2 separate regions of the Homo sapiens genome follow, and region 2 is linked to region 1. A link is an interaction called in ENCODE POLR2A ChIA-PET data of the cell type or tissue named here. Cell type or tissue: Panc1. All regions are shown on one strand. Region 1 overlaps TNS3 (tensin 3). Region 2 overlaps LINC01447 (long intergenic non-protein coding RNA 1447).

The links. ChIA-PET counts read pairs that join two places held together with the same protein. Peaks named below come from ENCODE experiments on the same cell type or tissue, not always from the same donor. Only the 100,000 strongest peaks of a DNase experiment are listed, where the experiment ranks them.
Region 2: POLR2A ChIA-PET joins it to region 1 with 14 read pairs; 5 of 35 experiments call an interaction of 5 or more read pairs at or near these places.

The regions. Positions count from the first base shown.
Region 1 is chr7:47,541,546-47,544,045 of GRCh38, forward strand. The region is part of intron 1 of TNS3 (tensin 3); the gene reads right to left. Among named protein-coding and RNA genes, the nearest start is that of TNS3, 39 kb to the right of the region's middle. In Panc1, no CTCF peak of the experiment used is centred here; no DNase peak of the experiment used is centred here; H3K27ac peaks cover 2,500 bases.
Region 2 is chr7:47,629,512-47,632,011 of GRCh38, forward strand. LINC01447 (long intergenic non-protein coding RNA 1447) reads left to right here. Exons shown (of 4, transcript NR_108090.1): 4 at 1-382. Among named protein-coding and RNA genes, the nearest start is that of LINC01447, 8.8 kb to the left of the region's middle. In Panc1, no CTCF peak of the experiment used is centred here; no DNase peak of the experiment used is centred here; H3K27ac peaks cover 2,500 bases.

The DNA.
Region 1 (2,500 bases):
CCACCAGGCAAACTGTAAACAACTTGGAGATCAAAATAGTGATAATATTGGATTATGACCCATTGAATACAATACAAATCCAAGACTCTTTGAGTCCCTACTGATAGAAGCAAATGACCGAGGCCGGGCGCAGTGACTCACGCCTGTAATCCCAGCACTTTGTGAGGCTGAGGCGAGCGGATCACAAGGTCAGGAGATGGAGACCATCCTGGCTAACACGGTGAAACCCTGTCTCTACTAAAAATACAAAAAAATTAGCTGGGCATGGTGGCAGGCACCTGTAGTCCCAGCTACCCGGGAGGCTGAGGCAGAAGAATGGCATGATCCTGAGAGACGGAGCTTGCAGTGAGCCGAAATTGTGCCACTGCACTCCAGTGTGGGCAACAGAGCGAGACTCCATCTCAAAAAAAAAAAAGCAAATGACCACAGAGACAGTCTCAGAGAGGCAATGGGAGTCCTGGGAGCAGGTTATTAGGAAGCGTAAAGGTCTCAGCTTCCATGCGTCGTGGGATGGGAGACTCGGGAGTTATGTGCAGTGGAGAGACAGAATCTAATAGGCTGTCACTGGTTGATCTTTAGAGAGAATACATAGTCTCTAAATACTTTCCTTTATTTACTATAAAAGGGAAAAGAGTAAGTCAACAACAGAGAAAGCTTCAGTCTCCACCTAATCAAGGGGTCAAGGTGACCATGACCTTGGATGGGACAAGCCATGGTCAGCGCCACCTGTGATTCAGAGATGAGAATATGCATTACCACTGGGTGTTTCTGCAGAGAGGCATCATCTAAACCAAATCCTCACCACACCTTGGCCAGACAACCCAAGTGAGGGGTGGAGAGTCCAAATCCTTAGTCCCTCTGACGTGTGCTCACAGAGCCACTGTCCTGGCAGGATCCAGCCCTGATTCCCGATTCCTAGCCTCAGTGCTCTGAAATTGGGGCCACCAGATACTCTGGGCAGATGACTCCTAGCTCTCCTCTACCCACTACATGCCCGTCGACACGAAATCTGACATGGCCAGTCCCACTGCTCCATGGCTTGAGGGTGTCCGAGTGTGAGGGAGTTTCTATGTGCCACCTAAAGCACATTTAAAAGCACTTTACGGCCGAGCACGGTGGCTCAACCTGTAATCCCAACACTTTGGGAGGCTGAGGAGGGCAGATCACGAGGTCAGGAGTTCAAAACGAGTCTGGCCAACATAGTGAAAACCCGTCTCTACTAAAGATACAAAAAATTAGCCAGGTGTGGTGGTGGGCGCCTGTAATCCCAGCTACTTGGGAGGCTGAGGCAGGAGAATCATGTGAATCCAGGAGGCAGAGGTTGCAGTGAGCCGAGATCACGCCATTGCACTCCAACCACGGGGAACAGTGCAAGACTGTCAAAAAAAAAAAAAAAAGGCACTTTGCCTCTGATATTGAAAAAGACTGCCTTCAGTTTAAGGAATTTCTGACATCAGCAAGTTGTTGCCAGCTCTCATCTGCAGAAATTGAGCCTGGCCCTCTCTCCTTGTCCAAAGGTGGGAACACTGGTCACTGGGCAGCAGGAGGCCCAGACACTGTCTCTAGGGGCAGGTCTTGTACCTGGGCCCTGTCCAAACACAGACTTTGGGAAAATCCTCCCTTTTGTCTCTTTCCCTGTGCAGCCAGCTTGTGCTCCATCCGAAATCCAGAAGGGACAGTGTAACAGTGTGCCTCCCAGGGCACTCACCCTCTGGGACATTCAGGAAGTGTTCAGGCACACTTGCATCTCACCTATCCAGCAAACATCTTCACACCTGTTCCCCAGGGCCATGCTGGAGGGGGAAGACCAGCAGAGGACTTTCGGTACGTCAAGTCCCAGGGGCTCAGGATATGTGCATGGGGCACCTGAAAGACTGGAGAGGTGGGGAGCTGACTTCCAGTCCCTGCGGTGAGGGGGCTTTCGCCCAGGCTCTTAGTGACCCAGCGACATCCTAGGAGACAAGGAGTCCAACTCCCAGAGTGGTATTAATGATCAAAGATGCCATTTGTGAAGTGCCTGACCCTCAAGATGGTCCAAAGCTGGAGTTACCCACTCGGGTGGAAGCAGGACTTGAAAGCAGTACTGCTTTGTCCTTTACACAACACTGTTTCTCATGAAAATCACAGACACTCAGTAGATAACGTGATGAATGAGAGTCCACTGGCCACAGAGGAGAGTGTATTTATTCCACCAGGTTAACCAAAACGTCTCCATTGGCTACAAAGTTCCCGGGCACGCAGCCTGTCCCCACCCATGGGAGTCCCCTGGGGTGTGCAGGCTGTCAATGAAATGTCATTCTGCGACTGCCACACTTCAGGGCTTCTTCTGACAAACAGATGGTGACTTCTGACATCCTTTGCATGGTGTTTTTGCCCGCCCTGGGGAAACCAGCATTTGTTTCCCTCTGCTCTGACTCGTCACAGAGTTCCTTCCCCCTGACTTTGAGAAGTAAATAAAAAATGCTTTCCTTACAAAATTCCCCTCCAGTGGGTGCTTCTT
Region 2 (2,500 bases), 88 kb after region 1:
TAAGAGCTGTAACACTCACCGCGAAGGTCTGCAGCTTCACTCCTGAGCCAGCGAGACCACTAACCCACCAGAAGGAAGAAACTCCGAACATCAGAAGGAACAAACTCCAGACGCGCCACCTTAAGAGCTGTAACACTCACTGCGAGGGTCCGCGACTTCATTCTTGAAGTCAGTGAAACCAAGAATCCACCAATTCCGGACACACTATCACCCATGAAGAGTAGTTACTGTAACATTGTAGCACACTGCATTACTCAGGTGTTTGTGGGGTTGCTGATGTGAACAAACCTGCATGGCCAGTTGCATAAAAGTATAGCACACACGATTATGTACAGCCCATAATACGTGATAGTGATAATAAATGACTGTTACTGGTTTATGTATTATATGTTTTTTGTTTGTTTGTTTGTTTTTTGACACAAGGTTTGGCTCTGTCACCCTGGCTGGAGTGCAGTGGTGTAATCTCAGCTCACTGCAACCTCTGCCTCCCAGGCTTAAGCCATCCTCCCACCTCAGCCTCCTGAGTAGCTGGAATTACAGGCGGGTGCCATGGCTAACTTTCGTATTTTTTGTGGCGACGGGGTTTTGCCATGTTGCACAGGCTGGTCTTGAACTCATGAGCTTAAGTGATCCACCTGCCTCAGCCTTCCAAAGTGCTGGGATTATAGATGTGAGCCACTGCGGCCGGCATATATATATATATGTGTGTGTGTGTGTGTGTGTGTATACGTTTGTGTGTGTGTATATATATATATTTTTTTCTTTTTTTGAGATGGATTTTTTTTTTTTTTTTTGCTCTTGTTGCCCAGGATGGAGTGCAATGGCATGATCTCGGCTCACTGCAACCTCCCCTTCCCGGGTTCAAGTGATTCTCCTGCCTCAGCCTCTCTAGTAGCTGAGATTATAGGCGTGCGCCACCACACCCAATTAATTTTTTATTTTTAGTGGAGATGGGGGTTTATCCATGTTGGTCAGGCTGGTCTCGAACTCCCCACCTCAGGAGATCCACCCCCTCGGCCTCCCAAAGTGCTGGGATTACAGGAGTGAGCCACCAGGCCCCGGCCTATTATACTTTTTATTGTTATTTTAGAGTTTACTTTTGCTTATAAAAAAGAAGTTAACTGTAAAACAGCCCCAGGCAGGCCCTTCAGGAAGCATCCAGAAGAAGGCATTGTTATCACAGGTGAGAGCTCCATGCATGTTATTGGCCCTAAAGACCTCCTGATGGGATGAGATGTGGAGGTGGAAGACAGTGATATTGATGGTTCTCACCTTGTGTATGCCTAGGCTAGTGTGTCTGTGTGTTAATTTTTAACAAAAAATGTGAAAATTTAAAAATAAGACTTTAAAAATAGAAAAAAGCTTATTTAATAAGGATATTAAAAAGAGAAAATATTTTTGTACAGCTATAAATTGTGTTTGCATTTTAAGCCAGATGTTATTTTAAAAAGTCAAAAAGCTAAAAAATGTAAAAGTTTATAAAGTAAAAAAGTTACAGGAAGCTAAGTTTAATTTATAATTGAAGAAAGAAAATTTAAAAATAAATTTAGGCCAGGTACAGTGGCTCACGCCTGTAATCCCAGCACTTTGGGAGGCTGAAGCGGGTGGATCGTCAGAGGTCAGGAGTTCAAGACCAGCCTGGCCAATATGGCAAAAATCCATCTCTACTAAAAATACAAAAAGTAGCCCAGTGTGGTGGCACACACCTGTAATCCCAGCTACTTGGGAGGCTGAGGTGGGAGAATTGCTTGAGCCAGGGAGGTGGAGGTTGCAGTGAGCCGAGATTGCGCCACTGCACTCCAGCCTGAGTAACAGAGCGAGACTCCATCTCAAAATAAATAAATAAAATTAAATGTATTGTAGACTAAGTGCAGTGTTTATAGAGTTTACAAAGGTGTACAGTAATGTCTTAGACCTTCACATTCACTCACCACTCACTCACTGCCTCACCCAGAGCAGCCTTCAGTCCTACAAGCTTCATTCCTGACAATGCCCTATCCAGGTGGACCATTTTTTTTTTATCTTTTGTATACTGTAACTTTACTGTACTTTTTCTATGCTTAGATAGGTCCAGATACACAAATACTTACACTATGTTACAATTGCCTATAGTATACAGTACCAGAACACGTTGGACAGGCTTGTAGCCTAGGAGCAATCTGCTGTCCGGTGTAGCCTAGGTGAGTAGGAGGCTCCACCACCTCGGTTTGTGTAAGTGCACTCCATGACCGCACAATGACAAAATCTCAGAACGTATCCCCGCCATGAAGTGGTGCATCACTGCACACATAGGCCACATATGCACCCGGGCTGGACTTTCAGTAAGCACCTGCCCCCTTGTGCTAGTGTCTGAGGAGACTCAGCATGCTGAAATGTCCCGCAGTGAAGGGGAAATGTGGAATGAGGGACACCGGCATGTGCGATGGGCAAGAACCAGCTTGGAGCTGGTTCGGCCACCAGGCACTGGCTCGGGGCAGCTGAGCAGGCCCTTAACTAGCTC